2 separate regions of the Homo sapiens genome follow, and region 2 is linked to region 1. Evidence: chromatin loops called from intact Hi-C (ENCODE). Cell type or tissue: dorsolateral prefrontal cortex. All regions are shown on one strand. Each heading gives the region's core, and the rest is flanking DNA. Links, peaks and the distances in the headings are about the cores only. Region 1 overlaps SIPA1L1 (signal induced proliferation associated 1 like 1). Region 2 overlaps SIPA1L1 (signal induced proliferation associated 1 like 1).

Region 1 (16,564 bases), core at 5,505-13,504:
CTTTACTTGCAAATTGTTTAGTTTTATCTTTAGCTGTGATTGAATGTATGCCATTGTTTGATCAAGTGAATGGCGAAGTGATTGATTCCAAATGATTGTTTTTCTTGCTTTTTTTCATCCCTTTTCTTAAATTATTTGGACTAGGAGAAAGGAGGAAGAATGGCTTATTCCCGCTGTCTGTATTGCTTGTTTATAGTTTAGAATTCTTTGGAGTTCCATATGATCACGAGACAAAATTCCTAAACTAGAAATTGGTGTGATTTAATTGGTGTGATTTTTATGATTAAATTTGATTATCTTAGGTTATGGTCTTTTGGTAATTCCGAATGCTTATTGAAAGAAGTTTAAGTTAGCAATAATAATAATGTTTACCATTATTATTTAATTTAATTTATATGTGGGACTTTGCTAAAGACTTTGGCATGTAGTATTTAATCTTTAAAATCATCCTGTGAGATGTCAGTGGATGTTCTCATGTTACTAATAAGGGTAAATTGGTTTCTACAAGGTCACATAGTTCGTAAGGGCCTGAGCTGAGATTTGAACCTACATATGTTTGCTTTCAATGCCTGAGTCATTATGTTAAATTGTTCCTTCTTGTTTTTTCCAAGTATTTATGATGCCTTTCCCTTCACATATTACGGTAGCAGGATGTATTCTTACTTATATATTACTTGTTTAATATACTTTTGGTGGTTATTGTTGGTTGGTTTGACATCTTAACTAGTTTGGACAAAACTCTTTCATTTACTATTGTGTTTATGGTATTTAGAAATTGTGTGCGATTTTGTTTTTACAGCTAAAGGGAAAAACGTAAATTATTTTATTTCACATGCAATATCATTTTTTAATTGGCAATTTGGTCTAAACAGTTTTTAACAATCCTCTGAGACAGAACCCTGGTGTTGAGATATTTCTTTTACTAATATGTGTAAAACAACATCTCAAGTTGTTGTGTGGTATAACTGCAAGAGCATAGTACATGGATAGCACAAAAGCAGCCACGGTAAAAAAGCAAAGAGACGAGCAAATCAGATGAGAGAGAACAGACACGCATTAACTGATCCATCATTCATGATATGCTTAGATTTGTGTTTGAAAAGCTTGCAATAAATGTAAGAAATTCTTATTGATACAAGTATTCAACATCTTATATTAAAAATACAACCCTATCAATTTTATGTACTAAAATATTACAGTGGATAACTGTTTATTATACATTGGTCTGCCAGCACTTGTGTGGTAGTGTGGTATGTTTTATGAATCCAGCTGAATAGCATGTCTAGGCAGAACCAAATGTACAATTATATAAAATAGCCCAGGAATTACAGCCAAAAAACATTAATAATTATTGGCAACTCTATATTACTTTGTTTGCATCCTTATAGTGTTGGCTTATTATTACAGAAGAGTTAAAGTTTATTTTCAGACAAAACAGAATGTCTAAAGTGTGTTATATATTAATCCAGTTCTAAAAAGCTTTTACATTTTTAAGTTTTTAATTTTTCAGTCTTTACTCACTCATTTTTCCTGGTGGACGAATCCAGTTTTTAAAATAAAATATATTTTTCTTCCAAACAACCTTTTGTGTTTCTTGATCTGGAGAATTGAATAAATCTAAATAAGAATTATTGCTTCCAGCATTAAGTTTGTGCAGAAGTTTTTTGAAACCAACTTAATAGGACATCAGTATTGCCATCTGAAATCCAAATTTCTCTTATTTATTTATTTTTAAAATTGAGGACAAGGCCTTGCTACATTGCTCAGGCTGGTCTCAAACACCTAGCCTCAAGCAATCCTACTGCCTTGGCCTCCCAAAGTGCTGGGATTACAGTAAATATCTTTTAAATGGAGACTTACTGACACTGTGTAGAATATATTTTTTAATACTTCAAACTGCCCTAGCATCCATCTGACTTTTATTTCCTGCCTTCTTCAAATAGTCTTCTGCTCTCCTTGTCTAGCTAGCAACCCTCCATTCTTCCATTCCTTGTAAAAGAGAAATTGTCAGCATCTGCTTTTCTGTTGACCTATTCTCTCCAAACAGGCTATATGGTAAACAAACTGCAATGAACATTTTTTTTTTTTTTTTGAGATGGAGTCTCGCTCTTTTGCCCAGGCTGGAGTGCAGTGGCATGATATCGGCTCACTGCAACCTCCGCCTCCCGGTTCAAACGGTTCTTCTGCCTCAGCTTCCTGAGTAGCTGTGGCTACAGGCACATGTCACCACTCCTAGCTAATTTTTGTATTTTCAGTAGAGATGGGGTTTCACTATATTGGCCAAGCTGGTCTTGAACTCCTGACCTTGTGATCTGCCTGCCTTGGCCTCCCAAAGTGCTGGGATTGCAGGCGTGAGTTACCATGCCCAGCCGACATTTTTTTTTTTAGACGGAATTTCGCTTTTATCATGCACAGCTAGAGTGCAGTGGTGTGATCTCAGCTCACTGCAACCTCCGCCTCCCAGGTTCAATCAATTCTCCTGCCTTAGCCTCCTAAGTAGCTGGGATTACAGGTGCATGCCACCACACCCAACTAATTTTTTGTATTTTTAGTAGAGATGGGGGTTTCACCATGTTGCTCAGGCTGGTCTCGAACTCCTGACCTCAGGTGGTCTGCCTGCCTCAGCCTCCCAAAGTGCTGGGATTACAGGTGTGAGCCACCATGCCCGGCCTGCAATGAACATTAAGTTGTAGGAGTTCCTTATATGTCCTAGATTCCAGTTCTTTTTTTGGATTTACATTTTGTAACCTTTTCCCCCCAGTTTGTGGCTTGCCTATTGAGTCTTTTTTTAAACAATATCATTTGAAGATACAAAGTTTTAAATATGATGAGATCTAATTGATTTTTTTTTCTTTTCTGGTTATTACTTTTTGTGTCTTAGGAAGTGTTACCTACCCCTTAGTCCTGAAAACATTTTTCTTTGTTTTCTTTTGCAAGCTTCATGGTTTTGGCCTTGAGTTCAAGTGTCTGATCCAATTTGAATTAATTTTTTTGCTTACTTTATTATTGACAGCTCTTTAAGAGACATATTACTTCAATTTTATAAATGAGGATTTTGGCACTCTGAGATTTTGGCACTCTAGACATTGTATGTAATAGTATATTTGATTTAGAATTTTAGAACCTTTTGAGCAGTGATTGGGGTGAAGATTATACATTAGGTCATATTCGTATGTAACATTTTTGTCAAAACCTTTTTTGAGACTTGCTTCCATCAGAGTAACAAAAATGTTGTTATTAACAAATGAATGTTCTTTTAGTAACAGGATTCATCCCCATTATGAAACCAGTGATATTAAGTGTAGAACAAGGCTGCGACTTTGGTGTGCATATATTTTATCAGGTAGAGATATTATATAATAAGAAGTGGAAGTAAAATGAATTGATTCAACTATTTAACCTGGCCTAATTCATTGTTTTTACTAGATGTATTATGGGGCTTTACATATGCTATCAGCTTTTACTTCTGCCAGAGTCACCCCTTATTCTTAGTATTTGACATTTCTCCCTTGACATTGCAGTAACCATTTCACTACCGGTGTCTGAGGCTAAGGAGAATTCTCTGCCAGGCTTGGTGTCTCACGACTGTAATCCTGTCACTTTGGGAGGCCAAGGTTTGGGGATTACCTGAGCTCAGGAGTTAGAGACCAACCTGGCCTCTAACTCCTGAAACCCCGTCTGTACTAAAAATACAAAAATTAGCTGGGCATGGTGGTGTGCTCCTGTAATCCCAGTTACTTGGAGGCTGAGGCAGGAGAATCGCTTGAACCTGGGAGGCAGAGTTTGCAGTGAGCCAAGATCATGTCACTGCATTCCAGCCTGGGCAACAGAGAGAGGCTCTGTCTGAAAAAAAAAAAAAAAATTCTCAGCAATAGATGTTTTTTGTTGATACACATTTTAGGAAGGTGTTTGGTATGTGCTAGCTGTGAGCATTATATTTCTCACAAGATCCCCATTTTAAAGGGGAGAGTAAGAGAGGTTTATAGTCACACACTTGCAGGTGATATGTGGCGGGAACATACTACAGATCGCTAGTAAATTTTCTGAATGGTGGCTTCTTTTAAGTCCTTACAATTATGTGAGTTGAAATAGGTAACACGACGGTATAGTGGTAATCCAGTCAGTTTTGCAATACTTCAGGGGAAAAGGATGGGGCTTGTATTAGGGTTCTCTAGAGGGACAGAACTAATAGAAGATATGTAATATTTAGGATATCTATCTATCTATCCATCCAGAGAGAGAGAGAGAGAGAGAGGAGTTTATTAAGTATTAACTTACATGATCACAAGGTCCCACAATAGTCTGTCTGCAAGCTTGAAGGAGCAAGGAGAGCCAGTCCGAGTCTCAAAACTGAAGAACTTGGAGTCTGATGTTCAAGGGCAGGAAGCGTCCAGCATGGGAAAGAGATGTAGGCTGGGAGGCTAGGCCAGTCTCGCCTTTTCGTGTTTTTCTGCCTGCTTATATTCACTGACAGCCGATTAGATTGTGCCCACCAGATTAAGGGTGGGTCTGCCTTTCCCAGCCCATTGACTCAAATGTTAATCTTTTTTGGCAGCACCCTTACAGATATACACAGCATGACTACTTCACACTCTTCAATCTATTCGAGTTGACCCTTAGTATTAACCATTACAAGTCCGCCCCTTGTCACCTTGGACCCATACATATCTCCTGAGATCATACATAATCTTCAAATAAAGACAATAATAAGGTCATAATTACGCCTAACATAATACAACTGTCTTTTGTACAACTGGAAATGTACCAATCCCCAACCCAAATACCATTACATAAAGTTAATAATACATAAATGCTGATATGAAGTCAATAAATCTTATGTCTCATGATAAAGGAAAAGGAAATAAAGATATTTTCTTAGTAGAAGTGTATACATGCACAAACATGTTTTTAACAAAAGAAGGAGGAAATACTCATGACAATTACAGTCCTTGTTTCTATAGCTGACCACGTGGTCGTAGCTGGTATTGATGACTACCTTTTTCTACTACCCATTCTGTATTCCCTTTGCATTCAGCAAGCATGTCAGCGGGTCGTGGTTTTCTTTCCTGGTGGAGTGACCCAAATCTTCATTCCTGAGGAGTCTGGACCATTTGTAGTCCTGTCTGGATTGGGCGTTGTAGTTTCCCATTGATCTTAATCACAGGGCATAGTAATACTGAGAGACGCCCTAATGGATCTCCTGTATTCCTTGCATACTCTTCTTTACCTTTGTTGTGGAGTAGTAGACTGATTTCATCTTGATAGTCTGAGTCAATCACCCCTGCCAACACTGTAACTCCCTTCTTAGTCTTGACTTAAAGGTAGGAGGAGCCCAAAGTGTCCAGGTGGCAATCTCAACTTCCAGTTTAATGGAATCATCGTTGTGTCTCCTGGTGGCAGCGTTCCTCCCTCTGGCACTAAGACCCCTGTGCCAGCAGAACATAATGTTGCGGGAACAGGAAGCAAAGCTTTTGCTAGTGGATCACTAGGGGTGATGGTGAGTGGTACCACTTCCACTTCCACCCCTTGATTCCTGGACCTGTGAATCCTGACTGTGGGAGAAACAGTACCATATATTATTGGACACTGATTCAGAGCATACATGGCCTTCTGGAGAACTTTGCCCCACCTCTACAAAGTATTGTCAGCTAGTTGGCATTGTAATTGTGACTTCAAAAGGCCATTCCACCGTTCTATCAATCCAGCTGCTTCAGGATTGGGAACATGGTAAGACCAGTGAATTCCATGAGCATGAGCCCACTGTCGCACTTTGTTAGCTGTAAAGTTAGTGCCTTGGTCAGAGGCAATGGTGTGTGGAATACCATGTTGGTGGATAAGGCATTCCATGAGTCTACAGATAGTAGTCTTGGCAGAAGCATTGCATGCAGGATAGGCAAACCCATATCTGGAGTAAGTGTCTATTCCAGTGAGGATGAACCTCTGCCCTTTCCGTGATGGAAGAGGTCCAGTATAATCAACCTGCCACTAGGTAGCTGGCTGATCACCCCGAGGAATGGTGCCATATCAAGGACTCAGTGTTGGTCTCTGCAGCTGGCAAATTGGGCACTCAGAAGTGGCCGTAGCCAGGACAGCCTTGGTGAGTGGAAGTCCATGTTGTTGAGCTCATATGTAACCTCCATCTCTGCCACTATGATCATTTTGTTCATGGGCCCATTGGGTGATGACGGGTGGCTGGGGAAAGAGGCTGAGTAGTATCCACAGAATGGGTCATTCCATTCACTTGATTATTAAAATCCTCCTCTGCTGAGGTCACCTTTTGGTGAGCACTCACATGGGATACAAATAACTTCACAGTTTTTGACCACTCAGAGGGGTCCATCCACATCTTCCCCACATTTCTTTGTCACCAATTTTCCAATCATCCTTCATCCAAGTCCCTGACCATCCAGCCAAACTCTTGGCTACAGCCTATGAATCAGTATATAATTGCACATCTGGCCATTTCTCCTTCCATGCAAAGTGCACAACCAGGTGCACTGCTTGAAGTTCTGCCCACTGGGAAGATTTCATTTCACCTCTGTCCTTCAGAGATGTCCTAGAAAAGGGCTGTAGTGCTGCAGCTGTCCACTTTTGGGTGGTGCCTGCATATCGTGCAGAACCATCTGTGAACAGGCCCTAGTCTTCTCTTCCTCTGTCAACTGATGATAGGGAACTCCCCATGAGGCCGTGGGTGCAGGCTAGGGGAGAGAAGGCAGGGTGGCAGGAGTGGAGACCATGGGCACTTGAGCCACTTCCTCATGTAACTTACTTGTGCCTTCAGGATGTGCTCGAGCGCAATCACGTATATACCACTTCCATTTGATGATAGAATGCTGCTGTGCATGACCCACTTTATAGCTAGATTGGTTAGAAGGCACCCAATTCATGATAGGCAGTTCAGGTTGCATGGTGACTTGATGACCCATAGTCAAATGTTCAGTTTCCAGCAAAGCCCAGTAACAGACAAAGAGCTGTCTCTCAAAAGGAGAGTAGTTACCTGCAGAAGGCGGCAGAGCCTTGCTCCAAAATCCTAGAGGCCTCCTCTGTGATTCACCTATGGGGGCCTGCTGAGGGCTCCAAACAGCATCCACTTCAAGCACTAGTGGATCTGCTGGGTCATATGGCCCAAGTGGCAGAGCAGCTTGCACAGCAGCCTGGACCTGTTGCAGAGCCTTCTCCTGTTCTGGACCCCACTCAAAACTGGCAGCCTTTCGGGTCACTTGATAAATGGGCCAGAGTAACACACCCACATGAGGAATGTGTTGCCTCCGAAATCCAAATAGGTCCACTAGGCGTTGTGCCTCTTTCTTGGTTGTAGGAGGAGCCAAATGCAGCAACTTTTCCTTCACCTTAGAAGGAATATCTTGACAGGCCCCATACCACTGGATCCCTAGAAATTTTACTGAAGTGGAAGGTCCCTGAATTTTAGTTGGATTTATTTCCCATCCTCTGGCATGCAAATATCTCCCCAATAAGTCCAGTGTCTTGCTCACTAGATCCACTCAGCATAATGTCATCAACGTAATGGACCAGTGTGATATCTTGTGGAAATGAAAAGTGATCAAGGTCTCTCCGAATAAATTATGATACAAAGCTGGAGAGTTGATATACCTCTGAGGCAGGACAGTAAATGTATATTGCTGGCCTTGCCAGCTGAAGGCAAATTGCTTCAGATGGGCCATATGGACAGGAATGGAGAAAAAGGCATTTGCCACGTCTATGGCTGCATACCAGGTACCAGGAGATATGTTAATTTGCTCAAGCAGTGAAACCACATCTGATACAGCAGCTGCAATTGGAGTCACCAGTTGGTTAAGCTTACAGTAATCCACTGTCATTCACCAAGATCTATGTCTTCTGCGCAGGCCAAATGGGATCACCATCCCTGCGTCTTTCAAGTCCTTGATGGTGGCATTAATTTCTGCAGTCTCTTTAGGCATGCGGTATTGTTTTTGATTTACTATTTTTCTAGGTAGAGGCAGCTCTAATGGCTTCCATTTGGACTTTCCCTCCATAATAGCCCTCACCCTACCAGTCAGGGAGCCAATCTGGGGGTTCTACCAGCTCCTAATTATGCCTATGCCAATTACGCATTCTGGCACTGGGAAATGACCACAGGATGAGTCCGGGGACCCACTGTACCCACTGTAAGTCGCACCTGAGCTAAAACTCCATTAATTACCTGACCTCCATAAGACCCTACTTTAACTGGAGGACTACAGTGACGTTTTGGGTCCCCTGGAATCAGCATCAGCTCAGAGCCAGTATCCTGTAGTCCCTGAAATGTCTGATCATTTCCCTTTCCCCAGTGCACAGTTACCCTGGTAAAAGGCCAGAGGTCTTGGGGAAGGATGGGAGAAAGATTCACTGCATAAATTGTTGGTAATGTAGTGGGATCCTTCCTCAAGGGGACCCGGCCTCCCCTTCATTCAAGGGGTTCTGGATCTGTAAACTGGCTCAAGTCCGGAAATTGATTGAGGGGCCATGATTCTCTATTTTTAGAATTCAACTTAGTATTTTGTCCATTTGACCTAGAAGTTTTCTGCTGATATAAATTAAGTAGAAATGCATTAGGCTTCCTATCAGTTTCACTTCTAGGAACACCATGATTAATTAGCAAATGCCAGAGCTCTACAGGAGTCAGATTATTCTGATTGCCACTTTGCCTCTGCTGCCCATTGTGGTAGCTATGCCCACTTGCCTTTGATGGTTGAGTGCTGCCACTTAGTTGGCCCCTGCAACTTTGCAATCCAATTATTCCCATTGTAGTTAAATTTAGTAGTTGAGTGACTGTGCTTCCCACCATGAGATCTGACATACAGAGAAGAGCAATTACAGTGCTTTTCACAGATGCAGGTGCTGCCCTCAGCAATCTGTTTCACAAGGCATTGGTCAAGGGTATATCTTCTGGACCTTCCCAGCTGTGATGAGTAGGTCTAAAGGGACTAATCCACTCCACCACCCCAATCTCCTTAAGCTTTTGGATCCCTTCCTCTACATCAAACCAAGGGAGATCAGGCATTTCCAGGTTGCTCACAGTGGGCCACCTTTTAATCCATATTTCAGGTAACCAAGCAAATAAACTATTAGAACCTTTCTTAACTCCCCGAGCTGCAACATTAAAAGCAGAGTCCCGGCCAGGCATGGCAGCTCACGCCTGTAATCCCAGCACTTTGGGTCGCCGAGGTGGGCGGATCACAAGATCAGGACTTCGAGACCAGCCTGACCAACATGATGAGACCCTGTCTCTTCTAAAAATACAAAAATTAGCCCGGCCTGGTGGCACACGTCTGGAATCCCAGCTACTTAGGAGGCTAAGGCAGGAGAATCTCTTGAACCCAGGAGGCGGAGGTTGCAGTGAGCCCAAATCATGCCACTGCACTCCAGCCTGGGTGACAGAGGGAGACTCCATCTCAAAAAACAAAACAAAACAAAACAAAAAAAACAAACAGAGTCCCTACTTAGTGGGCCCAATTCATTAAATTCGGCTTGATCCAACTCTATGTTCCTTCCACTATTATTCCTTACTCTTAATATCCATTCCCATGGCTGTTCTCCAGATTTCTGTTGATATAAATTAGAAAACTCAAAACAGTTCTTTTCAAGTGTAGCGCACCCCGTCATGGGTCACACTCTCAACCTCACTTCTAGGGGCCCGCCGGGACTTTAGTTATAGGTCTAGAAGCAAACAGGGGTGTTGAGGGTGACTCCTGAGGAGAATCAACATTATTTTTCCTGGCAACTGCCTTAGGGGAGGCTATCACTGTTGCCTCAGGCCACTCAGGGTTTATCTCCTCAGACAAGGGTGGAAAGGCTGATGGCAGCATGGGTCCAGGTGGGGATGTTGCCGCTACTGGAGATGGGGAAGCTGTTGCTTCTGGCAAAAAAGCTTCCTCAGAGTTCACAAACTTAGTGTCCCCATTCCAAGTTGCAGGGTCCCATTCTTTTCCAATCAGTGCCCTGACTGTAATGGTAGACACCTGATGAGGATGTGTATGCAACTTTTGTTGCAGGTCAGCCATTTACATGATAAGAGCTTGTGTCTGTTTTCCACAATTTCAGCTCTTTCTCTACAGCAGATAAGACTCTCACTCAGGGCAATCTTAGCAGATTTGAGGCTCAGTATGTGCTTCTGAAGCCAGGAGACAGAATCCCTGAATTCATCATTTTCCTTCATCACTTTGTCCACTGAACTTAGGAGCAACCAACCAGCTTCATTATGTTCCTTGGTTCTCCACATATGGTATTATGTAGTCACCAAACTCCTTGCTGCTCACAGTGGTGAATCAGTAGTGTCAAATGCATTTATTTTGCATAACTCTAAACAGTTCGTGCCAAGGACTCTCAGTGTTATCTGTACTATTAGAAGTAGAGTCCTTAGCATTTTCTTATTAAGCAGCCAACTCCAGAAACCCCGAAACCAATGAAAGAACTCCATCCTTAACATTCTGTTTCTTTAGAACCACTCTTGGTACCAAAATCTGTATTAGGGTTCTCTAGAGGGACAGAACTAAGGGGAGTTTATTAAGTATTAACTTACACGATCACAAGTTTCCACAATAGGCTGTCTGCAAGCTTGAGGAGCAAGGAGAGCCAGTCCGAGTCCCAAAACTGAAGAAGTTGGAGTCCAAAGTTCAAGGGCAGGAAGCATCCAGCATGGGAGAAAGATGTAGGCTGGGAGGCTAGGCCAGTCTCGCCTTTTCACATTCTTCTGCCTGCTTATATTCACTGACAGCTGATTAGATTGTGCCCACCAGATTAAAGGTGGGCCTGCCTTCCGTAGCCCACTGACTCAAATGTTAATCTTTTTTGGCAGCACCCTCACAGACACACCCAGGATCAATACTTCACATCCTTCAATCCAATCAAGTTGACACTCAGTATTAACCATCACAGGGCTTCATATATTGAATGAGATCATGTCCAAGTCAGTGTACTTTAGGGGTGTTTTGAGCAGGGCAGAAAGAAGCTAATGCTACCACCAAAGAGAGCTCTGCTTTGTTACTGGACTGCCATCCACTAGAATTTATGATTAAACCCATTCCTACCTGCTGTTTACTAGGGGAGAGGCTGTTGTTTATTTTTGGCAGAGCAAACGAACACAGTGAGGACTACTGGGAGACTCACTTGAAGACAGGCGGATTGCATCTAAGAGGTGGTGTTGCCCACACTGCAAATTGTGCTTGTGTCTGTCTAAACAGCAATGAAAACTGGCCAGGTTCATAGTACCCTTTCAAAGTGGAGTTCTCTAAGGAAACATTAGCTTCAGTTGATAACTCTCAAAGAAACTAGGACAGTTCCCAGGCTGCTCTGTATTTGTGTAGATAAACAACAGGCATTAATAGAGCCATACTGAAAAAAAAAAAAAAAACAGTAATAAAATTCACTGTGTTCTAATTGTGTCCTCATAGCAGCGTTATATTTTTTAACCCCAAAATGGTACCTAAAGTGGAGATTTGTATGCATTATGAACTAAATACATTTTCTTAAGTAGTATTTATTGTGTTTAGGGTTTGCCACTATTTCTGACTAAAATGGATGTTCATGGTCTCAAGCACATTGACCAGTTATCTTTTAATAAACTATTTTTTATTGTGCACAGAACCAATGTAATGGCATTAGTTACTTGTTCTTTCAGTTTATTTTGATAACAATTTTCTCTTCCATAGTAGTTCTCTCCATTTAATTGAATTTGGGCATGTTATGTGAGTGCTTTTGATCTATAAATTAGTCATTAATAGATGTAATATTTAAATGATTTTAGGGATATAACGCAAACTATTTTATCTCATAACTCAGACACAGTTTTCAACATTTCTAGAGAGAAATTTTCCTGCCTGCTTGGAACAACACTTTGAATTGTCATGTGAAAGCAATTCCATTGCCATTTCAGTGTCCAGATTTATGTCAGCATTAATTACTGTCGCTGGGGAGTTCTGTGAGCCAACATTGTATGTGTGTGGATATTTACAAATGCACCGTTGGATTCTTTGTCGTTCAAGTGAATGTTGACTATTTACAGGTAAAGAACTCTCTTGTCTTTGTAGATATCAGGTTATTTGAATCAAGTAATATTTGCCTATCTATTTATACATTAATATGTTTAAAAAGAAATTTCTCCAAGAAGAAGCATTCGTCATTCACTATTTGTTTGATGAGATGATACTTACATTCTTATTGTGTAATCATAAAATAGCTAATTTTGTCGTGCTTAATGCCAAGAGCAGATGCACTTTCTAATAAAAACAACATGCAAAGCCCAAATCTAAGCATTATGTAGAAGCCTATTAAAATCTTGGAGTATTTTTTTTGTAATTTAAAAACGTAATTGTGGTTTGCATTGTGCCCAGTTTTCAAAAAAGTATGTGATTGGTGCCACAGCTTAAAAACCGAAGAAGCAAAAATTGTCCCTTATGTTTTTAAGTATAATGAGTCATTTTGAGAGACAATGTCATGCCTAGAGGTTTAGTGCATACCTCTGGCACCAGACTGTCTGGATTCAAATCTTGACTGGGCATGGTGGCTTATGCCTGTTATCCTAGCCCTCTGGAAGGATGAGGTGGGAGGATTGCTTGAGGCCAGCAGTTCAGGACCAACCTGCCAAACATAACTAGACCCCCATCTCTTAAAAAAAAAAAAAAAAAGAAAGAAAAAGTATTGGCTTCTATCATTTACCAGCGTTGTGATCTTGGGAAAGTATATATAAAATGCTTAAAACAATGCCTGGCACATAGTAAGGACAAATGAGTAAAACCATAAAGGGGAAAAGCAGTTAGAGGGGTGTGTGTGTGTGTGTGTGTGTGTGTGTGTGTGTGTGTGTGTCTGTCTGTGTCTGTCTGTCTGTTACAGGGACTTCTCCTATAATCAGTTGCAGTTTTTAAAAATTGGGTCTTTTATTTCCTGATCTGTCAATGACTTTCGTAGAGTAACTTTCTTGAGTATTGTTCTAGACCCTCTAAGGCAGACAGAAGAAATAAAAGGCATTGTCTCTACTTTAAAAGCTAGAGCCATATTTAAATAAGTACCCAAATGGAGATAGATACTGTTAGTTCATTCTTGCGTTGCTATAAAGAAATACCTGAGACTGGTTAATTTATAAAGAAAAGAGGTTTAATTGGCTTACAGTTCTGCATGCTGTACAAGCATGGTGCTGGCATCTGCCCAGCTTCTGGGGAGGCCTCAGGAAGCTTACAATCATGGTGGAAGGCAAAGACGGGGTGGTGGTTTCTCACATGGTGAGAATGAGAGCAAGAGAGAGATTGGCAGGGGTGGGTGCCACACACTTGGGAAAAAAACAGATGAGAGCCTACTCACTCCAAGGGGATGGTTTTAAGCCACTCATGGGTTTTAAGCTCCCATGATCCAAACACCTCCCACCAGGCCCCACCTCTTAACACTAGGCTGGAGTACTTGCTTTCTAGTGTGGTCTCATGAGATTCGGACAGGGGCACATATCCAAACCATGTCACATACAATTCAAAGAATTATAGCAATGTGTAAGTAAAAAGATCTTAATCTTTTGTAGTAAAAACAGAATGAAGAAGTATAAATGGTGAATTTTCATCTTGGAGGACAGGAGCTATATAAAAACCCATCATGAAAAGTCTCAGCTTTGTATCTGGGAGAAACACATGATGAAAACGAGCTTGTTATGTTCTTTGTTCTCTTGTAGGCCTAGTCATTCATTTTGGATGAGTTCTAAGCCCTGGTTAACAATCTCCCTTGTTTTCTTCTGTAGCTCTTATTATACCACACTAGAAAAGCAAGTACTCCAGCCCAGTTCCCTTACTTTCTAAGTCTTTTTCCATTTTCAAGCCATGTGTGTTATGTGCTGATTTTGGAATGGTCTGGAATGCTCTCTTCTTAACCTCAACCTCTCTGAGACCTTACCAATCCGCAGAGTCCACTGGAGTCTCACCTCCAAGATAACTTCCCCAACCTCTCTGAGACCTTACCCATCCGCAGAGTCCACTGGAGTCTCACCTCCAAGATAACTTCCCCAGCCACCTAAACCAAGCCCCAGCATCCCCAGCATCACTCTAGTGCTTAGTTATTATTCGGGGATGAGGTGAGGGGTTGCTAGATCCACATGAAAACTCTACATGCTGTGAAGTGCAGTACAGATGTGAGAGGGCAACACTGTTTTCCTTGCATTATTATTTTTGTTTTACCTGTTATGTGTTTGTCCTGTCATCCCCTTCCCCCACATTATGACCCTCCTAGAGGTCAAAAGCTTTATGTTTCTTAACCCATCCCCAAGTGCAAAAAATAAAAAAAAATCAAAGCAGTATAGAGCTGGAATGAATGAGTGAGTGAACAGAATGATGCTCTCTCTGCTCATCGTAGCGAAGATATCTAATGTGCATGCTGTTAGTGTGGGCAAAAGAGCAAGGGTTTTATTCTGGAGGACTTTGATGCAGGTCTGGACTTTACTACAGTGTGGGATTGGTCCCCCTTTCATCCATATTCTCATGTGAAAAATGAGGAAGGTGATGTTGCTGTATACCTCATAGGGCAGTGTTTATGAGGAGTAAAGTGACGTTTGTGGAAAAACTATTTTGTTGCTTTTCAAGTGCTTATTAGTTGTTTCCAATAAAAACAAACATGAGGCAGAACTTTGATCAAGCGTTGGATAATTCATAAGTCATGCTCCGTCATAACCAGGAGGATGGTGTGGTCATGTGAGTGGGATGGGAACTGAAGGGAGACCTGACTCTGACTTCTGCAGCCTTGCCAGTCCTGAGCCTGGGGCAGCAGCATTAGTTCGGGTTGGGGCTGGTGGTGCTTGGCAGACCCTTTACCTGTGTCAAGGGAGCTTGATGAAGAAATTCTAGGAGCTTTGTAAATACTTGGGTATTCAGATTGAGACAGGGAAATGATTAAATCTGTAAGGTAACATTTCTTCACACCAAGTGGGGAGCTTTTGGGTAGGGCCTTATGTTATGAAGAACCTTTGAATGTAAATGTGAAACTGGATGACAGTTACCAAATTACAGCCACCCAGCTACTTTCTCTCTCTGTACTAGAAATTTATAGTAGATCCTGATACGGACACGTTTGCAAAAGAAAGAAGCAAAGTTAGCAGCAATAGCTTGCTGTAGTGACTTTGGGATTTAGAATCTGGACAACCTCACTTTTAATTCCTGTCTGCTGTGAATTGCTATCTGACACTTCAGCAGCGCCCAAACTTTTTAAGTGACTGTGTAACTGGGGGCATTGCAAGAAGCCACCTGCAGAATGATTTCTTACAAGCCCCCAGTGAAAAAATATACATATCTAATGTTAATTTAATCCAGTTTTCCAACTACTTGCAAGAGTTGTATATAACAAAGGGAGTGGGGACTTAGTGGGTGATCACCTGGCGGAGCTGCTTGTAGGTCATTGGATGTTTGCATTAGGAGCTCTGGGTTCTCATCATCTGGGGTAAATGATGTAAACTTTCTGTACCTTAGGGCCCATATTTATAAAATGAGAGTGTTGGGGCAGTAGTCTGTTCCCAAGCTGTGACTATTATGTAGTTTAATAGGGGTTGGAAAAATTTCTCCTACTCTTCTAATTATATATGGAAAACTTCCCAGAGGACTCAGAGTTTTTTTTGTTTTGTTTTATTTTGTTTTGTTTTGTTTTTTTAAGATGGAATCTTGCTCTGTTGCCCAGGCTGGAGTGCAGTGGCTTGATCACGGCTTGCTGCAAGCTCCGCCTCCTGGGTTCACGCCATTCTCCTGCCTCAGCCTCCCGAGTAGCTGGGACTACAGGCACCCACCACCACACCCAGCAAATTTTTTGTATTTTTTTTAATAGAGACGGGTTTTCACTGTATTAGCCAGGATGGTCTCTATCTCCTGCCTGACTTTGTGATCCACCCACCTGGGTCTCCCAAAGTGCTGGGATTACAGGCGTGAGCCTCCGCACCCGGCCTCAGAGGTTTTTTTAGGAGTGTTTTCCACTTAATAGTGGGAATTGGGCCAGGTGCATTGGCTCATGCCTGTAATCCCAGGACTTTGGGAGGCTGAGGCAGGCAGATCACGAGATCAAGAGTTCTAGACCAGCCTGGCCAACATGGTGAAACTCCATCTCTACTAAGAATACGAAAATTAGTCGGGCGTGGTGGCATGTGCCTGTAATCCCAGCTTCTCGGGAGGCTGAGGCAGGAAAACTGCTTGAACCCAAGAGGCGGAGATTGCAGTGAGCTGAGATTGTACCACTGCACTCCAGCCTGGGCAACAAAGCAAGACTCTGTCTTGGGGGAAAAAAGTGTGAGTTAAGGACTTGCTGTGTGTCAGGGACTGCCTTGGGGGCTGGAGGCACATCCTCGAACAAGACAGGGTCCTTTCCCTCTAGATGCTTACATTTTAAGGACAGAAGACAGGGAAACAAACAGAGAGAGGTGACAGGAATTACTGTTAGATTGGATATGGAGTTACAAATGGGAAAGCCAAGGACAACTTACTCATTTGGCCTGAGTGGCTGTGTGGATGGTAGTAGTGGTTATTGGTCTGGTGGACAGAACAGGTTGGGAGTTGGATGATCCACATTCTGTTAAGTTTGACGTGCTTGGGAGAGA
Region 2 (16,564 bases), core at 5,778-13,777, 230 kb after region 1:
TTGGGTTTTATAAAAGTTGTTGAATTTTCCTTGGAGAATTGGAATGGTTTCGTTAATGGCTAAAATAAGACTAACTTACACAGTCTTACCTACATAGTATGTATTAATTCTGTGGGTTTAAATCCTGGCTTTGCCACCTGCTGGCTGTGTAAACTTGGGCAGGTTAATCTCTCTAGGCCTCTATTTCCTCCTCTACAAAGTGGGGATAATGATAGCATCCACTTCATAGAGTTGCTGTAAAGTGGCTAAATTCGTGCCTGGCCCATTGTAAGTTATAGGTATTATTAGAGTTACCGTTCATCAACACAGAATTTTACTTAGAATGATATAATAAAAATCCTTTTATGAAAGTTTATGCATAGCATTAAAAGCCAGTTTTTAATCTGTATTCTTCAGTCTGTTGTATACTTCTTGATTCTACATAACGTTCTTCTGTTTTGCAGAGTTAAGTAAGAGACCAGGAAGCCAGTGATGGTTACCCTGGCCACAAAAGGCAATCAGAAATGGCGAGTAGCTGAAGTTTAGCTCTGCAGAACCTTCTGTGCTTATTCATTGTTTATGAATGAATCTTCTCTCTGCTCAGACTTTATCATACTATATTTGGCCAATGTGGGATATGAAGAAAGTTTCTAGTTATATGTTATGAGTGGTGGAAATAAAATGTAGACTGTGGGGAAGACAGCGTCTTTGGCCAGAGAGGCCTTCTAGCCAGTTTTCATACTAAATGTTAAGCAGTTTAAAAGACTATTCCAAAGAGTGTTTGAAGAAACCCAAAGATAAAGTAACTTGTCTGTTTGATATTATGTTATTGCTGTTATTGTGTCTGTTACCATTATCATTATTTATTTTATTATCTGCCTGATGCAAAATGGACTTAAAACAGCCTATGAAAGTACTTGTGAGCTGGGCACAGTGGCTCATGCCTGGAATCCCAGTACTTTGGGAGACCGAGGCAGGTACATCACTTGAGCTCAGGAGTTTGAGACCAACCTGTGCAACATGGTGAAACCCTGTCTCGACAAACAATACAAAAATTAGCTGAGCGTGGCAGTGCACACCTGTAGTCCCAGCTACTCAGGAGGCTGAGATGGGAGAATCACTTGAGCCCAGGAGGTTGAGGCTGTGGTGAACCTTGATCACGTCACAGCACTCCAGCCTAGGCGACACAGCAAGACCTTCTCTCAAAAAGAAAGAGAAAGTAGTTGTACAGTATTAAAATAGAAGCTTAGCTAGGGAATTGGAGGTGGAAGAGGTAGTAGTGAAAGCAAAACATGGCCTAGGTGAAAATTTTTGGAAAGTTGGTGCCCAAAATACATAATAATAAAGTTCTGTACATGTGCTGGTTCCTAGCAGCCGACAGAAAGGGGCATAGATGGTGATGTTCTTTGAGTTTACAAGTTAGAACAAGAGCATTGCTGAGGAGAAGCAAAGATAGTCCAGATTTTGAGCATAAGTGAAATTTTTCCATGCATTATTATAAATTTTAGTCAATATTCCTTTGGTAAAATGTAATATTTTTGCATTGTATTTACTGATCCAGAACATTAGATCTTTATAATATGCCTTATTTAGTCAGAAACGAAAGGCTGTAGTCACAAATGAAAGACTCTAAACTATACCACAGTGTATTACCTCTATGAACAACCAAAAAAGGGTTGCAGTGGCATATTTTTGTCATAAATATCAGAATCAAAGCTTGAAATTATATCAGAGCCTAAAGTAGTATTCGTTAATATTAGAGAAAAGGTTCTATTAGAGAAAAGGTTTTAATGACATAGCAGTCATTAACTACTAAAAGTAATGTCAAATGTGCCATAAAACAATGTTTTACAGACTGCAGACCATAACTCTCAAGTAGATCATCAAATCAATTTAGGACATTGTGCCCAGTGTATTTTTGGATGAAGTGTATTCAGAATACAGCAAAATGGAAGACATGAGAGGAAGGATGCACATCTGTGTGTATATATGGTGGTGCTGTGTCCCAGTGTGAAATGTATGTCTTAGGTTGTCATCCAGAAAGTGTGAAAGCCATTGCTATTAAAGCATAAAAGGGATAGAGTGGAGCCTTGGGCGGAGGGTCAGATTAAGGTCACCCTTGGCTTTTGGGACATTTGGGGGACTGGTAAGGAAACCCCAAGAAGAAAGTACTCCTTGGAGACGTGGGCTATGACTGAGTCAAGTAAGGATGGCAGCAGACGCCATTGCTCCTTCTGAGCACATGCTCCAAAAGTGGCACTTTCCAACAACAAAAACTCTACTGAAGGTGGGGGAGAAGATGCATTATGGAATACACATTTGAAATGTAAGGAGTCAACACTGAGATATGTAGACAAGGTCATGAAAGAGTGGCACCTTCCATTGTCCTTATTCTCCTGCCAGCCAACTATGTAAACCCTTCCACTTTGCCCCCCATCTCCATGTCTCACCTTCCCTCCCCGCGCCTTCAGCCTCATCCACGTCAAGACCAGGCCTTTGGCCGGACGCCCTTTGGGCCTGCACTGTCCAGGACAGGAGGCATGTGGCTACACAGCACTTGTGATGTCGCTGGTCCAAAGTGAAATGGTCTGTAAGCTGCTCGTACACCCTTTCGGAGCCCAGTCGCAATGTGCGGTGGCGGGAATGTGAAGCTGCGCATACACCCTTTCAGAGCCTGGTCATGGTGTGCAGTGGTGGGGGTGTGAAGCTGCTCGTACACCGTTTCAGAGCCCAGTCACGATGTGCAGTGGCAAGTGTGTGAAGCTGCTTATACACTCTTTTGGAGCCCAGTCAAGATGTGCAGTGGCAGGTGTGTGAAACTGCTTATACACCCTTTCAGAGCTCAGTCACTGTATGCATTGGCGGGTGTGTGAAGCTGCTTGTATACCCTTTTGGAGCCCCAGTCATGGTGTACAATGGCAGGTGTGTGAAGCTGCTCGTTCACCCTTTTGGAGCCCAGTCACGATGTGCAGTGGCGGGTTGTGAAGCTGCTCATACACCCTTTCAGAACCCAGTTGTGGTGTGCAGTGGTGGGTGTGTGAAGCCGCTTGCTTCCATTGAGACTTCATGCTCTCAGGTATGCCCCCGTCATGCTGTCCTGGTGGCCTTTCCTCCTCAGGTCTCAGTAGTCTGGCCACCCCCAGGGTGTCCGTGGGTCCCATTGTTTTTTAAAGACTCCATATCTCGCACTCAAAAAGTTGGGATTGAGTAAAGGAAAATACTATTATAATACTTCCTTGGGTTCTGGTTTTTGAAAAGAAAATAAGTACTAGGGCCCAAAGATTGAAAGGTGGTTTGAAACAGAGGGTGAAATTGTGGATCCATTTTTAAGTGTTAATGAGAATCAATGTGGTTCCACCAGCAAGAAAAAGCAGTATCCATTGTGTTTCTCCCTGTGCCTTGCCCCTAATAGGAGTTGCTCTGAAACCTACCGCATGCCAGTGATGGAGTACAAAATGAATGAAGGTGTTTCATACGAATTCAAGTTTCCCTTCCGAAATAATAACAAGTGGCAGAGGAACGCCAGCAAGGGGCCTCATTCACCTCAAGTCCCGTCCCAGGTGCAGAGTCCCATGACCTCGCGGCTGAATGCTGGAAAAGGAGATGGGAAGATGCCTCCTCCAGAAAGAGCCGCCAACATCCCTCGAAGCATCTCCAGTGACGGGCGCCCACTAGAGAGGCGGTAAGTGTGCCTTCAAAGGTTTGCTCTATCTCTCTCTGCCCCAAATGTAAGTAACACAGACCCATAAGCACTAGTTTTAGGCCTTCTCATATTTTACTAGAAACAAAGAATTAAACTGAGGTGCATACCGTAGTGACTTTCAAAGCATGGTAGTGTTCCAAAGCCATAAGGATCAACAGAGATTGATTCTAGCAAAGCCTTCAGCTCTGCACACTGGTATTTGTGCTTTGCTCTTTAATTTCCGTGTGATTATCAACAGACGTCGTTACTGCATGCTTAGTGGCCCTGTGGATTAGAATTTAGCAGACTCTTTGAGGTGACAGTGACTGTATATCATCCTTGACAGTCTTCATCATTTTGTTCCGAAATGATGATATAAGAGCAACAGAAGGCAGGTTTTTGGTTGAATAACTATGTTTGTGTCACTTTATTAATAAAGGATTATGCGGAAGGAAAACTAGTATAACACAAACATATTTTTCACTACTCTGAAAATAGGAAAGAATAGTGAAGAGAAGACGATACGTGGAGATACGTTAAAACACTTAGTCCTGAGTAAAGTAAGCCAGAGGGAGAGGGACTGAGGGGTCCTAGAAAGTAAGAAACCAAAGGTTGTTGTTAAATTGAAAGCCATAGAGAGTTCCCTCCCAAAAGGTAGTGGGTTAACTCTGCCTTTACAAGGTTGCCCTAGCACTTTTGTCTGGAGTTAAGAGTAAACTGCAGCACTTTGAACTAGAGTCCAGGCCTAAAATTAAACTAGATTAAGTGCTTTCAAAATGGGAATAGAAGTTGGCTATACAGATTTTAAGTAATTGCACTATAAATTTGGTTACCTCAAATCATGTACACTAAAGCAGTTTAATTGAATAATCTGCTAGTGGTCTGCTAGAAGTCATCAACTTCTTTTTTTTCTTTCTTTTTTCTTTTTTTTAGACAGAGTCTCACTCTGTCATCCAGGCTGGAGTGCAGTGGTGCTATCTCGGCTCACTGCAACCTCTGCCTCCCAGGTTCAAGCGAGTCTCCTGTCTCAGCCTCCCAAGTAGCTGGGATTACAGCGTGAGCCACCACGCCTGGCCTAGAAGTCAACTTCTTTCTGTCCATCCACTGTCCTTTCCCCATCTCTTCAGGATTGCCTTAATCACATCTCAGAATGTTGTTGTGAAAACCCTTAGACCTGGGGAGAAGTCTGTATTCTGGGAACTGTGTTGGGGAGAAGGGAGGGTCCATGTGGAAGCCAAAACATGAGCCTGACTCATCTGAGTGGCAAGAACCAGGTCTGGCAGGAGCAGGGTGCTGAGGAAAACGGTTCCCAGATACACGTAAATCATCACCGCTCCAGTTTGGAAGCAGAGAGCAGGAAGATTTAGAAACCACACTATGAAGTCTTTATCTTAGTCTGACTTTTGAACTGTTGCATAAAACATTGTCACTTAACTATTTTAGGTTACTAGGATACCATGTAGAAATAATTTAATAAAAACAGACAAACAATTTAATTAAAACAGACAAACCAAAAACATAGTCATCTTTCTACAACTTCTCATTTCATCCTGGAGATCTGTTTACAGAGCCTTGCTATTTATCTCAATAAAAGTTTCCTCTCCCATAGTGGCCCCATTACCATCTGGACTCCTCTCTTTCCTTATTTTGAGGAGGAAAACATCCAAGAGACCTCTGAGTAAATTCTTTTTTTGACACATTCCAGACTTGGCTGCCTCTGAGGTGTGTGCTAACTGGAATTCATGATTTGGCCCACATTTTGAAAGATGAACCTAGGAAATCACTGTATAGAGAAGGACCTTTTCCCCCACCTCAGTGCTGTTTTCTTTCTCTCCAGAACAATCAGCAGGCTTTCACAAGTGAAATTGGCTTTGTGTAATTTCCTTTATACAATATTCCATTTGAGAATGTATTTTGATTCCATGTTGAATTTAATTTCTGCAACAGAAACTAAAGCTCCTTGCCAGTCATACTGACCTTCAAAAGGGAAAATATTTTTTGTAGCTGAGTATCATATTTCGATGGGAGCAGCTTTCAGTGCTAGAGAATGCAGAACTCCATTTTTTCCAGATGTAGATCCTTGAGTTCTAGAGGTAATTTCTGTGTGTACTTGTGTCTGCCTTTCTTCTTTACTCCACCCAGAGGAAAATGCATCTCAGTAAGTGCGCCTTCTAGAAGACCATTAGAGTAGCTTGTGACTCTCTAAGCTGCAGAGGTGAAAGGGCCATAGGTGGGGCTGACGAGGTTTTCAGGAAAATTTAACCTCTACTCACTGCCCCCTTAGTCTCTGGTATATATTCAGTACACTAGACTAGGATTTCAGATCTTAGGATGCAGGGCTTAGATGACTTGTGAGATCTCAGTCCTACAGTTTCCAGGATATTAGGATGATTTGGCTCATCTTCATTTTGAAATATATGGTAATTAATTGGATGGATATTCTTCTTTTATGAAAATTTAAAGTTCAGTTTCTTACCCCATCATTCCTAATTTTTAGTAAAAAATATCTTTTAAGTTTTAATTTTGAGGCATAAAGAGAAGGTACTATAGATTGAATATCTTAATCCAAAAGTCTGAAATCTGTAATACTACAAAATCTAAAACGTTTTGAGCACTGACATGATGCTCAAAGGAAATGCCCATTGGAGGATTTCAGATATTCGGATTAGGGATGCTCAACTGCAAGTGTAATGCAAATATTTCAAAATCCAAAAACTTCCAAAATCCAAAACATTTCTGGTCCAAAGAATTTAGGATACGGGCTACTCGTGTTTGAGAAAGTTTGTTTTGCTACTGTGACTCCAGGAATATTTGAGGATAGAGCAGATTCATGAGTTTTATCAGAAATACTTCCTCAGTCCTTCTTGAGTCCCCAGATGCATAAAGTTCACCTTAGAATATAATTTCCTTCATGAAATTTAGTAAAACATAACTGAAAACTTAAAGCATCCCCTTTGTAGTCCTACTGAGAACAAATACCTTATTGAGATACAGAAGTGAGGAGTACCGGGGCACCCCTCATCCATCTGACTCTCCCCTGCATACCAGCGCCGTCCTGAGTGCCATTTACAATTTGTACCTTGTACTCACCAAGTATAATTTGGACCTTTCAGAGGAATCATAAATCATGAAAATAAATGACAGGGTCTGCCAGACCTTGAATCTTGCCTTACCAGTAATGGTGTGGCGTAATATTGTGACTAAAGAATGCTTTACAGTTGTTCATTCCATTCATTTTTTCTCCTGTAGGTTAGGGAAATTGTGTTTAACCATAGAGAAACCAGCTATACTTAAGCTCAAGTTAGCAGCCATCTCAAGTCTACTCCTCCAGTGCTCCCCAAATCTGCCCACTTAAGTAACCATGGATGGATCCAACACAGTCCATTTTGGGTGAAAACACTAATTTACTGCTTGTAGAAGCATAGTTTTTCTTTAATTTGTATGTAGTATCCCAGACTTAAAGGTCATTAGGAACAAAAAAAATAAATCTGCATAATATTTTTCCTTTAATATCAAGGTCAGGATTTTTATGACATAAAAATGTTGGTGTTTTGAGTTTTAATAAAAATTCTTTAGTTGGATGATGTTCTTTATACATAGTTAAGAGAAACTGACACAGTAAGAATTGATAATCCATTTGGCATCTAAATAGAATAAAGTCTAATTTCTATTTGGTTTAAATATATGAGTTTTATGCTCTCCAGGTGGCTTTCTGATTACAGAATTTTACAGTATTTGTGAGAGTAGTAGTTATTAACAATTAACATTCGTTCAACAGAAATAGGTAATATGATACGGTCACTATTTTGGCCTCAAATTTACCTAGAGCTTAAGGGTAGGATTGAAATAAAAATTGCTGGCTGTGGCACGCTGAACTTGATACATTACTGTGTTTAAACATAATGCGGGATCAGCAATAAAACCCTGATCTGTGTTAATATGCTTATAAAAGTTGAGCTATTTGAGGGGCTTTGGATAAACAACAGACATCTTAGCATGTAAAATGATTTTCTTTTCTCCTTTTTTTAGGCTGGTATTACCAGCCTTTATGTAAATATTTGATGTTAGAGCTCACTGAACACTTGGTACTTCTGAGTTTTACCTGGATGTCATTGTTACTCCCCTTGAGACCCCTGCACTTAACTCTTAAGAAGCTGGATGGGGGGCCTTTTTTGTTCACGCAGTTATGGCAGCTGCGTCTGCAGCCTCCCTCCCTCCTTCCTTACAGACACCAGCACCATATAGGGTGTGAATATGGTGGAAACAAACTTAAAAGAGTTCTCCTCTCAGAGAGCATAATAGTCACGTGACCATTCAGTCTTGATTTTTAAGGAAATACTTTTTAAGTTTGTTATATCATACAGGATCTAAGCTAATCTTCCACTGTGTCATTTTCTGCTTTCAAACAAAACAAGCACCATTTAATGTTTACTCTTCTTTTGTTTAGAATATTAGCTGTGGTTAGAAGCCTCAGACTTGTGCTTTCCAAATACTGGCCCCCTCCATCACAGCTTCGTGCCTTGCCATGAGGATCCTGAAATCATGGGACTTTTGAACTTCACTGGGAATGCTCCAGCTAGGTCCCCATTGCCCATTGACTTCCATATTTCTTTTCATTTCTTTAATTATTTTTTTTTTGTGACAGGGTCTCACTCTGTCGCAGTGGCATTGATCTTAGCTCACTGTAAACTCAAACTCCTGGGTTCAAGCCATCCTCCCACCTCAATCTGCTGAGTAACTAGTACTGCAGGTGCACGCCACACCACACCCAGCTTATGTTTTGAAATGATTTTTTTTATAGAGACAGTGTCTCACTCTGTTGCCCAGACTAGTTGTAAACTCTTAGCCTCAAGTGATCCTCCCTCCTCAGCCTCCCAAAGTGCTGGGATCACAGGTGAGAGCCACTGCACCCAGCTAACTTCTACATTTCTAAAGCTTCTGGATGGTGTTAGGTCCTTAGCTTATTTGATACCATTCACTACTCCCTCCTTCTTCAAATTACATTTCCTTGTCTTCCAAAAGGTATTCCTGATTTTTTTTGTATCGTCAGCTCTTTGCGCCTATCTCATCACCCTGAAATTTGTGTTCCCCACTTCTTCCTCATTTTTATTTGAATCCCACACTGTGCAATTCTTCTAGAAGGTTCATCCACTTGAGCAACCTCAACTGTCATCTGTATGTGGGCAGTTCCTTAGCTGATCTGTTTTGCCTTGGTCTCTTTTTCACTTTTCATATTCCTGACTACCTACTGAACATATGCACTTGAAAGGCATGAAAGTGTCTCACATTCACAAGTTCAAGCTGACTTGACCTTCACACCTGCCCCTCCTTCTGCCTCTTCCGTCTCGTGTGTTACCCACCTTGGTGGATGGCTTTGCCATCTACCTGAGTATCCAGAGCAGAAGTAGGATTCGTTATCAACTTCCCCTCAGCACTATCATCCCATCTCCACACATGTTCCTGCCATTGCCTGAGAAGTTCTCATTTCGCACTAAGTTTCTTTTGCTTACCTAAACTGTTGCCAACAGCCTCTAGGTATGATTACCAGCCTCCCACTGGAAGGATGACCTAATAAAAATGGATATACTCCTCAGGCTGTGCCTTTTCATTATAGCCCTTCCATAGTTCCACACAGCCTTCAGGATCAAGTCCAACTCACCAGCAAGTTTGCCTGTGTTGGCTGGGTGCTGTGGTTTATGCCTATAATCCCACCACTTTGGGAGGCCAAGGCTGGTGCATGGCTTGAGTCTAGGAGTTCAAGACCAGCCTGGGCAACATAGTGAGACCCCGTATCTACAAAAAATAAAAAAAAATTAGCCAGGTGTGGTGGCACATGCCTGTAGTCTCAGCTACTTGGGAGGCTGAGTGGGAGGATCACCTGAGCCTGGGCATTTGAGGCTGCAGTGAGCCGTGATCACGCCACTGCACTTCAGCCGGGGTAACAGAGTGAGACCCTGTCCCTCCCAAAAAGTTTGTCTATGTGGACTTGCCTTTCCCTTTTCCCCTATCATCGTCACCACCCCCATCCCTAGGCATGGGAGTGGCTCTCTCCTCTGCAAGCACTATGTTCCCCTTGATGCCTTTTTAGGAGCTCCTCTACTTGGTGCACCTTCCACTCCTTCTTTTGACTGCTGAAGTCTTGCCATGCCTGCTCCTCTGACAAGTCGCCTTTAATTTCCCCAAAACACTCTCCTCCCATTTCTACCTTAATTGCCTCACTAGGAATGTTCTTACCACCACATGGCTTCTTCACTCACAAAATTTATGAAACTTCGCTTTAATGTTATTTGTCCATTTCTTTAAACTTAGCCTGTCTTATTCATCTTTGTATTCCAAATACCAGCCACAGACTCTGGCATTTAATAGGCTCCCAATGCTTTTTTTAAGAAGAGTTTCCTCAACTTAGTGTGTCTACACTTCACATGGTAGTCCAGCTTTCCACACGAAGAGTTTCCTCTACTTTCCATTTGTGGTAATGACCCTTTAATAACAAAAGGGCTTATTTAAGTAACTGGGGACAGAATTTAATCTATCTTGGAGAAAATAAACCAATTTCCTTTTATAAAAATTAGATGATAGGTAAAGGCAAAGCACTTGATAGTCTGATAAAGCTATAGCATTAAACATAGATATAAGTAGAATTATTTGGTTTTTGTTGACTAAGTTTAGAATACTTCATTTTAAAAGTATATTGCTGGTAGAGCTTTTCTAAAATTGACTCAAAGTGAAATGCAAGATCTTGATTGACTCCTTCAAAAGGTTTTAGTTGGAACTGAATTCTGGTGGTGTATTTGTCAGCCAAGACAAGGGAGAAAAGCAGAGGGCCGCATTTGACTTAAAGTGACCGGACTCTGAAGGCTCCTGTTTTCCACTCCTTGCAGGAAACAGCGTACTCTGGCATCCATGTCAGGATTAGAGTTGATGTGATTTGCAAGTTCACATTTTTAGATGATACTGCAACAGTGGTTCCTATTCAGGCATTCAGGAAATGGGCACAATGGCTTCAGCTTGGCACACCTCCCAGTTCCCCATCGTTTACAAACTCCAGAGTGGCCCAGGAATGGGAGGAGAATGCTCCAGTACTGTGTCCAGCTCCAGCTCTTCAGTTACTTACTCATCATTCCTTGGGCCTCGAAAGTAGCTATTCTGCACTCACCCTAGGGAAATGTTTCCATAACGGCTTCCTCTCTGCAGGGCCACCTGTGTATTAGTGTGACCTGCCTGGAAATTCCTAGAAGCACCAGGAGGGTAGGCTGTGCTGTCCAGGGGCCATGATTTGCATCCTGCCTACGCTACTGGGAGTGTGTGGCAGTGGGCAAGGTCCTGTCCTTCTGCACTTTAACATCCCCATGACTCAAGTAGGTCACAGCCCCACCTCTTAGAGTCTGTGAAGATTAATTAGGGTAATACAGGTTCAGCATCCCTTACCCAAAATGCTTGAACCAGAAATGTTTCAAATTTCAATTTTTTTTTAATTTTGCGCATATTTGCATTGATCCTATTGGTTGAGCATCCCAAATTTGAAATCCAGAATGCTCCAATGAGCATTTCATTTGAATGTTATATTGGCGCTCAAAAAGTTTTGGATTTTGGGGCCAACTGCTGTGGCTCACACTGGTAATCCCTGCCCTTGGGGAGGTCGAGGCAAGTGGATCACCTGAGGTCAGGAGACCAGCTTGGCCAACATGGCGAAAGCCTGTCTACTAAAAACACAATAATTAGCTGGGTGTGGTGGCGGGTGCCTGTAATCCCAGCTACACGGGAGGGTGAGGCAGAAGAATCACTTGAACCTGGGAGGAGGAGATCGCAGTGAGCCGAGATCACACCACTGCACTCCAGCCTGGGAGACAGAGCAAGACTCCGTCTCAAAAAAAAAAGAACAGGATTCCCATGATCTAGTCTGAACAGCTGGTATGAATTATGTGGTTAGAAAGCCAGCAGTAACTCTGTTCACAAAGTACACAACAGGAAGTGATGAAAAGACAGGCACGAGTTGCTTGAAGTTGAACACAACTTGTTCAAACTACTCCGGTTATAGCACCCAAATTACATCACCTTGAATTGTTGTAGAGATTTTTCTTTTTTCTTTTCTTTTTTTTTTTTTTTACATAATTTTGGAAGAATCCTAGTTGATATACATGGCTGAAGACAGAAGACTTTAACTTGGTCCTGTTCCCTGGTTGGATAGCAATTGCTAAGTTGTGGTAAAATGCTGTGCTTAATTATGGACTCAAGCATTTAATTTGTCCATCACTGCTGCTGTTTGAAGTGCTCTCACTTGTTTATACCACCAGCTCACTGTTTGCACTTGGGTTACTGAGGGCCTTATGTCCTTGTACATATCTCATGTTGGAATAAAAAGTAAGAAATAGAATAGAGATTTAATTAATCTTACCTAATCAGTTAGGAAAATATTTTACCATCAACTTGTCACTTAGAATTCCATAGCCATAAGTTGATAAGTTGTAATCAGTCATAATCTGGAGTGATCAGTTTAATAAGAATCTATTAATGTTGGCACTATATATGTCGTCCTGTGAGTTGATTCATGGAATAGGTGTGGTGGAGGACAGGGGTGGTTGTGTTAGAAATCCGTGTGTGTGTGCGTGTGTGTATGTGTGTGTGTCAGCTCTCTTTTTTAGCCTGGTGTGCGACTGCTTCTGGAAGAATGAAGGACGTATCTTGGACCATCTCTTCCTAAATGTCCAACCCCTTCAACTCTCTGTTTTCACTGCAGTGAAGTGCATTGCATATAAATGAAAAGCTGGTGTTTAGTGTTAAGTGTAGTCAAAAGACTGTGGAAGTAATGTCTCTGGATGGTGATGATCATGACTTTTTCAATTGCGCATTCTTAGTACAATAAAAAAAAAAGCCCTGGTGTTTTATTTCAGCAGAAGGAAGCCCCAGAGGATGTTTAGTATCAGTTATTTTAAAAATGTTTAGTTATTTCTTGACTAAATTTATAAAAATATAGAGAAGAAAATCTTCTGAAATTAATGCTAAAAGATTTACAGAATTCCTCTCTGACAGTGACCAGAGCATTCTTTAAAAAGAATATTGCCTGTATTCAACAGAATGGAAAGATCTCACAGCAATTGAAAGAGGTATTAATCTTTGTCCTCTAAATCTGTTGGGGCATTAACATCAGACGTTTGGGGCTCTTTAAGCAGAAAGATCTGGATTTATCTCAAAAGAGAAGAAAAGTCTCTTGTGATCTTGCTGTAACTTCACTGGACTCAGCAGCTCTTAAAACAGAGTACGCTTGTAAGGTGGGGTGGGATGGACAGAGATCCAGGAGATCAGTGTGCTGGTTTTCCTATGTGAGCCAATGTGAGAGGTACTGCTCCCAGTTCTTGAAGCACCTCTTCAAAGTGGCAGGATAGCAATCAGCCCATCTTCCAATAACGATCAGCCTCAGGCTATCTCTTCAGAAGTGGACTGCCAGTACCCAGACAGGCGGCGGTGGCTTCCACTCTCCCACTAGGTCTGTTCTCAAATAATATTTGTGTGATAGTATCAAATTCAGAGTATTTGGAAAAAATAGTAAGTCATCAGAATAAGGGCTAATTCTGAATTTTTCTTTGCCTACCATACATACATCTAGAGTCATAAAAACATTTGGGTGGCATTCCATCAGTTGCTCTATGTGTGTTCTATGTGTGTGAACAGTCAGAAAACAAAGCCACTATTGAGTTATATAAATGCAAAAGAGGGATGGGAATGAATGCCAGCCTTCTGGAAATGCTATTTTTTCGCTTTGGGATAACTCCAGTAACCAAATAGAATTTTCTGATACATTTGCCAAATAAGAAAGCTGAGGTTGAGAACTAGCCTGCGATATCTTAGCTTAATATACGTTTGGAGAGCAGGGTAAGAAAAGCAGCCTCTAAATACAAATGTAAAGGTTACATCTTGACTTTTCCTTTGGAATTATGTTGTAACTTCCTCATAGAAGCATAAACATTTTAACGTTCACCGTAAATATACTTCACTGGCATTGCTTGTTTACCCCTAAGTCAAAAAATCATCAGACCCCTACACGTTGCATTAATCTTCACTGGGTTAACATTCCACTGCTGTCTCCTTTTTTTCTAGTTTTCTGTAACACCTCCTCCCCTTTGCAGTAAGAAAGTCAAAGCAGCTATGAAGTGAAACTCTATTTGAAGTTTCTCTCTATTAGGTGTGTATAAGAGCCAAACACTTCAGGTTGAAAGGAATGTGGTATTTTGTTATATTTGGATTCACGTCATTCCTTAAGCCTTACTTGGTTTTCATTTTCATAACCAATTCCTCCTATTCATACCCCTTTCAGATCACCTTACAATTAATTACTTTAGAATAATAATGAGAAATTTGCAATATGTCTCAGTGGAAAAGAGTAAAGAGAAACCCATGTTATGGTACCCAGATAAATGTCTTGATCTTCTCTTATTAAAACACATTACCTGAAGTAGAAATGAGCTAGTATCCCACTAGTACGTGGCCCCGCCATACCTGCCCCACGCATACACTACTTTGAGATCTGGCAACCTAATTACAGTGCCAGTGGGTGATTGGCCCATATTTCTCACAGTCTGTATAGCAACAGCAAGATTGATGATGATAACAGGAAGACTTTAGAAACCCTGCTTCTTTCTTCTCACCACATTTCCCGAACACTGACATCCCAAGTCTCCCTGTTTACCCCATTTCACACTAGTTAGAACAGGCATTGTCCTAAGTTCTCTCACCATCATATGTAAGATGGATGATACTCACATGGGTGTCTGGGCTTAGGTGTAATTCTATCACCTGTAACTCCATCCCTTTTTCTTGCATTTTAGAAGGCATATTAACTTTCAGTCTGTTACAGTTGCTTTTATTAAATTATTCACAAATTTTGGCACTTCATTATTAGTGACCAACTGTTGTTCAAGTGATCTAGCCCCACCATAGTTGAGAACTCCTGATTTGGGGCATCTGACATAACTATGGTACTTGTCCTGAATCCCCCTTCTCTTCTTCATTTTCTACACCACTGATAGGGATTCTCCTTCATTCAAAACACATGTTAAGCACTCAGAAATGTAAAGATAAATAAGGCTCAGTCCTGGCCCCTTAAAGACAGAATCTTAATTCACATTAAGGGAGACACACATAAAATAACCATTCTGTATGACTTGGTGTAATGGTGCAAAGAACAGATTGTCATGGGATTTGAGGAGATTCTAATCTATGAATTCAAAGCTATGATGTTGGCATCAGGCCTTTTTATGTGAGTAGCAAAGGAAGAAGGCATTCCAGGCAGAGAGAAAAAGATGAATAATAGTGTGAATGGGCAGAGTCTGAGAACTGGGACACCTTGACTTTCTCTAGAATGTAGGGTGTGTGGAGCCATTAATGGGGATGGAGATGAGGATGGGGTTTGGTCAGATGGTTCAAGGCCTTAAAGAGGGTCTCAGGGATTTGGTCCTCTATCCTGTAGGCAAAGGGAAGCTTTGAATAGGCTTTTAGCAGTCTGTTGACTTGATGGAAGAGGGTGGGTTGGGGCTGCTGGAGGAATGGGGTGGAGAGAGCCTGGAAGTTGAGAGACCTGTCGGGACACTTGGACTGACCCAGGCTGCAGGTGAGAGAAATCAGAAGCCCCTCAGCAGGTTGGAAACTAGATATCTTCTTTGTCTTTGTGTTATCAGGACCAGCACCAGGTGCCTGACACACAGTTTGTGCTCAGTAAATAGTAGTTGAACTTAATTAACCCAATTGACTGTGGAAAGTAAAGACAGAGGAAGGAAAAAAATGGCTTCACCATGTTTAGCTTGACTAGACACATGACTTGCAGTCACAAGTTGTCCTGTGAATAAAGCCATTATGTGGTACCAAAAAAAAAATGATGTTTATCTTGAGATAACAAATATAGGAAGGGCAGTTTGCGTTATTGGAGAGTGGGATAAAATGTGTTAGTCTTGAAAAGGTCTGATTTGGATTGCTGGTGAAAGGTGTCCAGTCAAGATGTTTAGGAGAGAGCCGGAGACAAACCTGGGCTCTCAAGTCAGATCTGCCTCTTGGGCATGGATTAATTTGGGAGTTGTACCTTTTAGTATCTATCCTTATTCTTTCTCTATTAGCAAAGCTTCTCAGCTTCCTATACCTGAAGCCCCATCCTGCCCTACTCAGAAGATAAATAGGTTCACTGTGGGACAGGGCCTCTGCCAGTGAAGCAGCTTCTGTCTCAAGACGTCAAAACTTTGACTTGTCTTAAGATAGCTTTATGTGCAAAGTTGTTTGAGCATGCAAACCCATTATAAACTGTCTTATTAAAAAAACAAAAAAAAAACCACAGAAAACAGGCCTTCTCTTAGGGGACAGCAGTAGTTTAGCATGGAGTGCAGTGGGCTTAGAGTCTAGAGACCTGACTTGTTGTGAACTTGAACAATGACTTAGATTTCACTTCCTAAGTTATAAAATGGAAATGACCTCCCCTGCTACAAGTAGTCGAGTGATTTGTGCCAGCATTTGCTTCTGAAATAAAATACCATCGTTACTAAGGGTTAGCTTAAACCTAGTCACAACTGTCAGCACAGCGTCACTTACTCATATCCCTGTGGTTGCCGTGTTGCCTACTAGAGTAGAGGAGGTAGAGGGTAAAAAACATGTCTGTCCTGACCACAAAGCTATGGTTTCTGCCTTGACAGCCAGTTGGCAGTGTGAAGGACCCATAACTTTAAAAACAGATACATGAGGTGCCCATGTGGAGCACACTTCTACTGTGATATTATATACATTCAGTAATTCTAGTTAAATTCAACAACTGCAGTTTTAGACATTTTTTCATGGAGGTTTTTATATAGTGATACTACTACCAACCAGAATTATAAATACTAAATAGCAAAATCTGAATATTCATTCCAGAGTGTGAATAATAAA

The links. Peaks named below come from ENCODE experiments on the same cell type or tissue, not always from the same donor. Only the 100,000 strongest peaks of a DNase experiment are listed, where the experiment ranks them.
Region 2: it touches region 1 in a loop (1.8-fold over the local background); 1 of 110 quality-filtered maps calls a loop at or near these places.

The regions. Positions count from the first base shown.
Region 1 is chr14:71,455,226-71,471,789 of GRCh38, forward strand. The region is part of intron 2 of SIPA1L1 (signal induced proliferation associated 1 like 1); the gene reads left to right. Among named protein-coding and RNA genes, the nearest start is that of SNORD56B, 65 kb to the left of the region's middle. In dorsolateral prefrontal cortex, for the core only: no CTCF peak of the experiment used is centred there; no DNase peak of the experiment used is centred there; H3K4me3 peaks cover 2,133 bases; H3K27ac peaks cover 2,774 bases.
Region 2 is chr14:71,681,971-71,698,534 of GRCh38, forward strand. SIPA1L1 (signal induced proliferation associated 1 like 1) reads left to right here. Exons shown (of 24, transcript NM_001386936.1): 13 at 3,392-3,661. Among named protein-coding and RNA genes, the nearest start is that of RGS6, 240 kb to the right of the region's middle. In dorsolateral prefrontal cortex, for the core only: no CTCF peak of the experiment used is centred there; DNase peaks (open chromatin) are centred at 10,681 and 13,115; H3K4me3 peaks cover 1,012 bases; H3K27ac peaks cover 2,366 bases.